Linked DNA regions of Homo sapiens: region 1 is linked to region 2. Evidence: read pairs that join two places in POLR2A ChIA-PET (ENCODE). Cell type or tissue: Caco-2. All regions are shown on one strand.

Region 1 (5,000 bases), 1.2 Mb after region 2:
ATCTAAGTCCCCGCAGCAGCGTCCCCAACCCCACCCTGCCGGTCCCTCCCACCCTGTTCATGCTAGCTCCTGAGAGACCTGCCTGAGATGTCCACACCCCAGCCCTCCCCCTCCGAGGAGGATGGACCAGGATTCCAACCCTTTGCCGACCCTCCCCACCGCCCTGGAGACGAGGTGCAATGTGTCCGTGAGCAGCGCGTTCCGCAGCCTTTATGAGCCTGGCTCCTGTTAATAATTGTCTCCCGATTGTCTCCCGGCGTCCACCGGCGTCCACCCTGCATTCTCCGTGAAGGTGACTTCTGCTTTGTAAAGCTCAGAATCAGAACAGGGAGGTCTCCAGGGTGCTCCTTACGAGCTCAGCTGTCGTTGGGTCGTCTCCAGAGGCTTCTAGCAGGCGAGGCTGCAGGCACTGACCGTCCCCGGCCCCACACCCCTGCCGTCAGCCGGGTGAGCCAGGGCGGGGTACCCAGGGCACGTGAGGGCAGCGTCTCCATCCTCCCCCTCGGCCGTCCGCTGAGGTCGTGGGGCCGTGACTCACAGAGGGCGAAGTGCTAGGGCTTGCATACCCTCACGCGCCCAGGCCCCGGGGTGGGACGCATGTGGCTGGGCCTGTGGGCTCCCCTGCCCCAGGGTGGGAGCCACACACCCCCGCCCCGCCCCAGGGTGGGAGCCACACACCCCTGCCCCGCCCCAGGGTGGGAGCCACACACCCCCGCCCCGCCCCAGGGTGGGAGCCACACACACCCCCGCCCTGCCCCAGGGTGGGAGCCACACACACCCCCGCCCTGCCCCAGGGTGGGAGCCACACACACCCCCGCCCTGCCCCAGGGTGGGAGCCACACACACACCCCCCACCCCCCGCCCCAGGGTGGGAGCCACACACACACACACCCCCCCACACACACACCCCCCGCCCCACACACACACCCCCCGCCCCACACACACACACCCCCCGCCCCACACACACACCCCCCGCCCCACACACACACACACCCCCGCCCCACACACACACACCCCCGCCCCACACACACCCCCGACTGTGCTGCTGACTGTGAGGATGGACTTCCGGCACCTCCTGCCTCCTGCCTTTGCAGGACCGCCTGGCCCAGCCCCAGCTGCCATGGCTGCCCAGCCGGAGGGTGCTGCTCAGTGAGGGGACCCTCGGGTGGACTGGGGTCACCACGCTTCTGTCGTTGACCAGCTCTCTCTCAGCCGAGGCCACCTCCACTCACATGAGGCGCCCTGGGCTGGGACCTCTGGCCCTGTGGTACGGGGCAGGTGCTGGCGTGCAGTCTCACCTGTGGAGGATAAAAGTGCTGCCTGAAATTTGAGATCCCCCAGTGCTCCCTCCTTGTTGCTTCCGGACGTGAGTGGTGGTCTGTGCTGCTGGCCTCTGTCCAGCACGTGCCTGCATCAGGCCCAGCATGGTCTGCAGACCCCCAGCCGGCGAGTGGGATGGGGGTCCACATAGGTGAACTAAGTGTCAAGGGTGGGCCACACCCCGGGGCCCCCATAGGAGAGCGCACCGGGCGGCTTCCAGCTTGGGGGTCAGGAGGCCCCCGTGGTGGGGGCTGCAGTGTGAGTCTGTACACATCAGCAGGAAGGGGATTTGGCCAGAAGCTCCCATTCTGGAGGGTTGCTGGGATGGCAGAGGTGCCCCCCCAGTGCCAGGCTGGACCGGCCTCAAGGTGCTCAGCAGTGCCAGGCTGGACCGGCCTCGAGGCGCCCCCAGTGCCAGGCTGGACCGGGCCTCGAGGCGCTCAGCAGGCTGTGCAGTTTCTTTTTCCTGATACCTTAATGGAAGCAAATGCAGGAGGAGGTGGGTGGGCCGGTGAGTCAGGCACTGAGCCCGGCTGGGAGGCGCCCTCACCCCTGCCTGGCGGAAAGTGCTGGCCTTGTCTCTGGGTCCCTCCTACCTCCACCCTGCGGGGTCCACAAAGACCTGCGCTTGCCCAGTGCACCGTAGACTCCAGGGTCTCCGTTGACCACATGTGCAGGCCCTGAGGGTCCATGTAAGTTCCTGACCCCAGAAGGCCTCTGAGCAGCTGTCCCCGCCTTGGCCAAGGTGCCAGATATGTGTGCTGCCCTGTCCCCTGGGACCCCCAGTCACCAGCAGCTGGCTCGGGCCTGTACTCATCAGGCAGGTGACAGCTCAGCTCACTTCAGCCCAGCAAGGGCAGCCGGCCAGGGGTGCAGACGGCGTTAGCTTCTTCCAGGGCCGGCGAACCCCAAGTCAAGGTCGTCCCAGCTCTTGGCCAGGGACGTTTCAGAGCCTTCAGAACGTGAAATGGCACCGGCGAAACCAGTGCCATTGAGATTTCACGTCTCAAAGTTTCTATTGCGTTAGGAGACTTGGGGCCAAAACCTAGAGGCTCAGAACAGGTGAGGCCTTGAAACCTGCAATAAGAGCAAATAATAAAACCATGTTTTCCAAGTCCGTCCCGAGTGTAGGAATGCGGGGCGTGCAGAGGTTTCTGTTTCACAGTGGCCCGCCCATCTAAGAAACTGGGGCGAAGGGCAGGGCGAGGGCTGGGCCGAGGGGAGAAGGTTGTTGGGAAAGCCTGGTTTGGCCGGTACGGGAGCTCATTCTGAGAAGCCTCCGTGCTTTCCGCATTCTCTGGGGGAGGCCAGGCCCCGCAGGGTTCAGGGGCTTCAGAGGGGGTTCTGTGAGCAGGGCTTGGCTTGAAAGCCATTTGGGGCATGCACCTCATCCCGCGGCCAGGTGGCATCCGGGGAAGGGGCCGGGCCGATGGCCCTGACTGGAACTCACTGCCCTGCTGGGTGAGGCCCCACGCCGGTGGCAGGTGGACGCGTCGCTGCCTGCTTAGGGATCCCCTTCCTGGAATCTTGGCCTCGCTGGCCCTTCCAGCCACATGGGGGGTCCCGCGGGATGGGATCCTCCTTTTGGGTGCCGCTGCCGTCGCGACCCAGGGAAGTGGGCAGCAGAGCTGTGGGGAGTGTCTGCCCTTCGAGGAAGCTGGGAAATGAGGGTGGTCCCGGCGCCGTGGGCCGTGGAGGTGGGTTGGGGGCGACTCTGGGAGGTGGGGGTGCTCCTGGCGCCGTGGGCTGTGGAGGTGGGTTGGGGGCGACTCTGGGAGGTGGGGGTGCTCCCGGCGCCGTGGGCTGTGGAGGTGGGTTGGGGGCGACTCTGGGAGGTGGGGGTGCTCCCGGCGCCGTGGGCTGTGGAGGTGGGTTGGGGGTGACTCTTGTCTGGTGGGTTCGGTTCAGCCCCAGTGGGCTTTGCATTTGCAACAGGCACGTGAGCGATTTCTCAGTGAGTCCGGCTCAGCCGCACTGAGGAGATAAGTGGGGAAAGAGCACAAAGACCCCTCCCCACGAAGGCCCTGGGACATGGCCGGACTGAGGGTCTTGCTCTCGGACATGTGCCCATCATGGCCGAGGTGCAGGTGCCTTTGGTCCAGGTGGGGCCGAGGGGTCCCCTGGGTGAGACCCCGTCGTGGTCGAGGTTGTGTTTTCTGTCTCCCGTGCTGCCGGCCCCTCCAGCACGTGCCGCCAACTCACATTTGAAGTGGCGTTGGTCACAAAGGTGCCTTGACGTGGACACCCTCCCTGACTTGGCTTTGCTGAGTGTGAGGATCCTTTGACGGTGGTGGGCGGCGTTCCAGAGCCTGTCCCGTCCAGGCTGCTTCCTGACTCTGCCTTTCTTCTCCAGCGCCGTGCCGTCCCTGCAGTGACACCGAGGTGCTCCTAGCCGTCTGCACCAGCGACTTCGGTGAGTGTCTCCTCGGCAGCTTCTACCTCCTGTGCTCCTGGTTTCTGCCACATGGAGCTGTTTGGGCCCAGGAGTCCCTCTTCAGGGCCCAGGACAGCCTTCCGGTGCTGCGTGGACCCTCCTGGAGGGGCACACGCTGTGGAAGCCCTGGGCTCGGCCCTCCACCAGCCCTGGGGACAGGGACGCCACCGCCCACACTTGGAGGGAGCTGGGGGTTGTTTTGGTGACTGTCAAACATTTTCCCATTTTGTAAATGAGATCACTGCTCTTCGAGGGGACTCTTGAAGTCCACTGTCTCCCAGCAGCTCTTCTTGCTGAAGTGCTTTGTAAACAGCATTTTATCAGCAGCCCAGAGCATCCTTGGCGTTGGACACTCCTTGCCCCCCACCAGAGTTCACGCTGTTCCAGGCCTGAGGCCCCCGGCGGCTCTGCGGCTCTGCAGGAGGAGCTTTGGGGTCCCAGGGCTCCAGCCCCTTTGCTTGTGGCGTTTGCACAGACGCCCTGTGGGAAAGGTTTGGCCTCCCGTCGTGTGGTGCCGTGGAAGCCATGTCCTGCAGGCCCCGGCTCTGCACCCCACCTCCAAGCTCAAGGACAGGCCCCTTCTCACTGCTTTCCCGGCCCCTGGCATGGAGTTGGGGCTGGGCAGGGGTCTCCAAGTGTGGCGCGAAGGCTGTCCCCATGCCCACCCTCTCCTGTGAGCTGCACCGGGTCTGTCTGATCAGGACACAGAACTGCAGGGGCACCCTGTGTATCAGCTGGACTTGTTTGTTCTGTTTTCCCATTTAACAGGTCTGGCCCTTGGTAGAAAGGGCACCTGTTCTCTGACGATGTCTAAGTATCTGGGACACCCCTTGGCAGCTTTCTGCTGTTACATTGTACTTTTCTCTGGGAATTTCCACGCTAGATGGCAGAGTCGGGGGTCAGCTGCCCGTTCCAGTGCCCATCGATGCGGGGGCAGGGGGAGGTGCGGTGGTCTTGCTGTGTGCTTGCCTTTGCTCACTCCCTGTCCCCATCTCCTTCCCCGCACAGCCGTTCGAGGCTCCATCCAGCAAGTTACCCACGAGCCTGAGCGGCAGGACTCAGCCATCCACCTGCGCGTGAGCAGACTCTATCGGCAGAAAAGCAGGGTCTTCGAGCCGGTGCCCGAGGGTGACGGCCACTGGCAGGGGCGCGTCAGGACGCTGCTGGAGTGTGGCGTGCGGCCGGGGCATGGCGACTTCCTCTTCACTGGCCACATGCACTTCGGGGAGGCGCGGCTCGGCTGTGC
Region 2 (5,000 bases):
CACAGGGTTCGCGAGTTTCGTGGGCTCTGGAGAAAGTCTGCCCCAGAACCCAAGTTTCAGGACAAGACTTGGAACTTTCTCTTTAATAAAAGCTCTAAAAAGACCTTTGGTTCCTTCAACTTTATCCAACACTTCACTGGCTTTTTCTAGTCAGAGGTTTAATTTCCTGGGCACCTTGCAATGGCAATAGACTAATTTAGCAACTCTCTTCCCTTCAGGGGACATCAAGAGAATGTCTCCTGGTAAAGAGCATCTACTGTCTTGAGTTATCTTGAGGAAGTGGCTGCAAAAACAGCTAAATGACAAGAACAAGAACATGGAAGCAAGCCATCCTGACCCACCCGCACCACCGCGCTCCAGGAAGCTGGCTCTACCCTCCCTCCTACCTGGTCCCGGGGAGTGCTGGATGCTCCGTGCTTACTACAGAAAGTGAATGGGTCGGTGGCTCACACCTGTAATCCCAGCACTTTGGGAGGCCAAGGCAGGCGGATCATGAAGTCAGGAGTTCGAGACCACCCTGGCTAACACGGTGAAACCCCGTCTCTACTAAAAATACAAAAAAATTAGCTGGGTGTGGTGGCGGGTGCCCTGTAGTCCCAGCTACTCGGGAGGCTGAGGCAGGAGAATGGCGTGAACCCGTGAGGCGGAGCTTGCAGTGAGCTGAGATCGCGCCACTGCACTCCAGCCTGGGCGACAGAGACAGACTCTGTCTCAAAAAAAGAAAAAGAAAAAAAAAAAGAAAGTGAATGGGTTCCTTGTGTCCAAAACCACTCAGCCCCAATCCCAGAGGCTGCCCGTCTGACCGTTTGGCTTATGATGCTGCTGTCTAAAAGGTTCTTCTCCCCTCTGGAAACGACACAGGACAGGAGCTGAAGGTCCGATCGCCCCCGGCCGCCCTCCTGCCCCTCACTCCCCAGGTCCCTCCTCTCCCGAGACTTTCTCTCCTATCCACACTACCCTGGCTCTGAGCGGCACAAACCCACCATCACCCACATCCAGGTTCAGCTGTCCCTAGAGCACAAGTGTGCGGCCCCAGCCCCACCTGCCTGGTGACCGAGAAAAGAGACAATAGAAACCCACAGGCCCCATCTTGACACTGTGCAAACAAGGACCCTGCTGTGTCCTGGTAACGGGGAGAGGCGGCTAAGAGGCCACACTGTCCAGGAGCCCTTCCCCAGGAGAAGGACAGCGGGATCAGGATGGCAGTTTTCACAGTGGATCCTTAGGGGTCATAATGCCCTTGGGGCTGAGGGGCATACGAAGTGTGGGTGCCACCTGGGTGGGAACACGCCCAGAGCGCCAATACTCCAGACCTCTGGGTAAGGAAAACGTTCTGGAAATAGGGATGCTGCAGGACGCTCTGAATGTAGTTAATACTTTAGAATAGTTAAAACGTGGCCGGGCGCGGTGGCTCACGCCTGTGATCCCACCATTTTGGGAGGCTGAGGCAGGCAGACCACTCGGAGCTCAGGAGTTCAAGACCAGCCTGGACAACACAGCAAAACCCCATGTCTACCAAAAAATACAAAAACTCAGCCCAGCGTGGTGGCACGCGCCTGTAGTTCCAGCTGCTCGGGAGGCTGAGGTTAGAGGATCACTTGAGCCTGGGAAGCAGAAGTTGCAGTGAGCTAAGAATGCACCACCGCACTCCAGCCTGGGCGGCAGAGTGAGAAACCCTATCTCAAAAAAAAAAAAGGCAAACGGGGCCAGGCGCGGTGGCTCACATCTGTAATCCCAGCACTTTGGGAGGCTGAGGTGGGTGGATCACGAGGTCAAGAGATTGATACCATCCTGGCCAAAATGGTGAAATCTCATCTCTACTAAAACAAAGATTAGCTGGGCATGGTAGTGCATGCCTGTAGTCCCAGCTACTCGGGAGGCCGAGGCAGGAGAATCACTTGAACCCAGGAGGCGGAGGGTGCAGTGAGCCGAGATCACGCAACTGCACTCCAGCATGGGTGACAGAGCAAGACTCTCCCAAAAAAAAAAAAAGGGCAAATGTTGTTACATGTTTTATCATAATTGAAAAAAAAAAAAAAGCTAACAGTCAAAAGCAGTTCTGAGGCGGCTGTGGCAGGAGAGTGGCCAGAAAGCCCACAGCTGAATGCGAAGACCAGGCCACAGGCATCAGCGCAACACCCCAACTTGGCAAAGCTGCAGAACATACCTATTGGGCCAAAGGTGCCAGGAGCAAGGTTCCCTTAACGATAAGGAGAGCAACGCCACCCTCTGCAGACCAACCCCAGAACTAACCTGGGCAGAGCTGCCTGGGGCCACTCACCTTCTTAAAGAGGACAACCCCATCTTTGTCGAGCTGGTATTTGGAGAACACGTCACTGTTGGAAGTGATCCCAAATGGTATGTCATCGATGGCCTCTGCTGCCTGCAAAAACTGCTTGGCAGAGTCCGACTCCACGTCCTGAATGAGGAGGGAGAAGCAGAGGTCGTCATGATCCCGCAGCACCAAGCAGTAGGGCAGACCCTGTAGAGCCCAGGCCAGGGGGGACACGTGCAGAACTGCCAGCTGCAGGCTGTGGACCCCTCCTCAATGGATGACGGAAGGAAGGAAGACTGGAATGCTCTGGTCTCTACCTTGAAGAAGCCGATGACAGCCACCTCGCTGGACTCCACCAAGGACTCTGCAGCTGCGCCGTCAGGCAGGGTGGTGGCAGCCGGGCCCGTGCGCTTCTTCAGCCAGTTCACGATGTCATCAGCCTCTCTGCCAGCTAACCCCAAACAAATGTAGGTTCTACTCTCAAACAGGGAGTGCCGCCTGCCCTGCCGCGCCTGCTCCCGTCTCTGCTCTCTGCCAGCCAGGCTGAGGACACCTGAATCAACCTAAGTAAGATGTTCTCCCACCATGGAAGAGGCCCGGTGCCGTCCGCCCGCCTCCTAAACCCCAGTGTACGTGAGACTGTGGTTGTGTTTATGGGGAGTGGAGAGGGAAGAGGGTGATTCTGTCTCTGAATAACAGGATCACAAACCCATTTTTTTTCTCTGATCTCTCTGCATTTTCTTTTTTCTTTTGACACAGGGGCTCACTCTGTTACCCAGCTGGAGGGTAGTGGCAGAATCTTGGCTCACTGCAGCCTCCACCCACTGGGCTCAAGCAATCTTCCCAACCTCAGCCTCCTGAGTATCTGGGGTACAGATGCACGCTACCACACCCAGCTCATTTTTGTATTTATTGTAGAGACGGGGTTTTGCCACGTTGCCCAGGCTGGTCTTTAACTCCTGTGCTCAAGCAGTTTGCCCACCACGACTTCCCAAAGTGCTGGGATTACAGGCATGAGCCACCAATCCCAGCCCTTTTTTTTTTCTTGGAAGACAGGGTCTTGCTCTGTCACCCAGGTTAGAGTGCAGTGGCATGATCATGGCTCACTGCAACCTCGAACTTCTGGGCTCAAGCAATCCTCCTACCTCAGGCTCCCAAGTAGCTGGGACCACAGGCATGTGCCACCACACCCAACTAACTTTTTTTTTTTTTTTTTTTTGAGGCGGAGTTTTGCTCTTGTTGCTCAGGCTGGAGTGCAATAGTGTGATCTCGGCTCACTGCAACCTCCACCTCCCGGGTTCAAGCAATTCTCCTGCCTGACCCTCCCGCGTAGCTAGGATTATAGGTGCCCGCCACCACACCCGGCTAATTTTTGTATGTTTAGCAGAGACAGGGTTCCCCATGTTGGCCAGGCTGGTCTCACTCCTGACCTCAGGTGATACACCTGCCTCAGCGGTCTCCCAAAGTGCTAGGATTACAGAGGTGAGCCACTGCGCCCAGCAATGTTTCTTCTTTTTTTTTTTTTTTTTTGAGACGGAATCTACCTCTGTCGTCCAGGCTGGAGAATGCAGTGGCGCCATCCTGGCTCACTGCAACCTCCATCTCCCAGGTTCAAGTGATTCTCCTGCCTCGGCCTCCCAAATAGCTGGTATTACAGGCGCCCGCCACCATGCCCAGCTAATTTTTGTATTTTTAGTAGAGACGGGGTTTCACTGTGTTGGCCAGGCTGGTCTTGAACTCCTGACCTCGTGATCCGCCCGCCTCGGCCTCCCAAAGTGCTGGGATTACATGCGTGAGCCACCATGCCCGGCCAATTTTTCTATTTTTTGTAGAGATGGGGTTTTGCCACGTTGCCTAGGATGGTCTCAAACTCCTGGGATTAAGCAGTCCGCCCACCTCGGCCTTCCAAAGTGCTGGGATTACCGGGATGAACCACTGTGCCCAGCCCTAGCTAATTTTTGTATTTTTTGTAGACAGGGTTTCACCATGTTGCCCAGGATGGCCCTCTGCATTTTAAAAATTTTATTTTTTGAAACGAAGTCTCACTCTGTCACCCAGGCTGGAGTGCGGTGGCACGATCTCAGCTCACTGCAACCTTACCTCCCAGGTTCAAGGGATTCTCCTGTGTCAGCCTCCCAAGTAGCTGGGATTACAGACGTGCACCACCACGCCCGGCTAATTTTTGTATTTTTAGTAGAGACGGGGGTTTCACCATATTGGCCATGCTGGCCTCGAACTCCTGACCTCAGGTGATCCACCCGTCTCAGCCTCCCAAAGTGCTGGGATTACAGGCATGAGCCACCGCACCCAGCCTGTCCTCTGCGTTATCTAAATTTTCTTTGACATGTACATCCATCAAACACATGTTCTCACCCAGGAGTCTGACAGCAGGCCTCATTTTAGAGAGGTGGACAGTAACTCAAAACTCAGTGCCAGTTTTCTACCTCTGGGAACAGGCTGACGCCCCGCCCACCTGACTCCCGCGCCTCCTAACTTATCCCAGGCGTTTCGGGAGTTCTCGCCAATGGCCCACCCTCCATGCCTCCCAGACCAGGAAGAAGATGACACACTTTTATGCCACCAAAGGCGGTCAACTGACAGGAAAGAAACTTCCTCCTCCTGGGAGACTGAGGCTAAGGAATGATGCCTCTCCTTTTTCCCTCCTAGAACTTGACTCCCTGGTCCGAATCGGGAAAACCCCATTCAGATGTAGAAGGATTCCACC

The links. ChIA-PET counts read pairs that join two places held together with the same protein. Peaks named below come from ENCODE experiments on the same cell type or tissue, not always from the same donor. Only the 100,000 strongest peaks of a DNase experiment are listed, where the experiment ranks them.
Region 1: POLR2A ChIA-PET joins it to region 2 with 7 read pairs; 1 of 35 experiments calls an interaction of 5 or more read pairs at or near these places.

The regions. Positions count from the first base shown.
Region 1 is chr17:83,089,494-83,094,493 of GRCh38, forward strand. METRNL (meteorin like, glial cell differentiation regulator) reads left to right here. Exons shown (of 4, transcript NM_001004431.3): 3 at 3,674-3,733; 4 at 4,763-5,000. Among named protein-coding and RNA genes, the nearest start is that of METRNL, 12 kb to the left of the region's middle. RefSeq lists an enhancer at 1,637-2,272. In Caco-2, no CTCF peak of the experiment used is centred here; DNase peaks (open chromatin) are centred at 58, 438 and 2,488.
Region 2 is chr17:81,852,861-81,857,860 of GRCh38, forward strand. It overlaps P4HB (prolyl 4-hydroxylase subunit beta), which reads right to left. Exons shown (of 11, transcript NM_000918.4): 3 at 2,593-2,726; 4 at 2,282-2,419. Among named protein-coding and RNA genes, the nearest start is that of P4HB, 5.2 kb to the right of the region's middle. RefSeq lists an enhancer at 2,617-3,116. In Caco-2, no CTCF peak of the experiment used is centred here; a DNase peak (open chromatin) is centred at 2,225.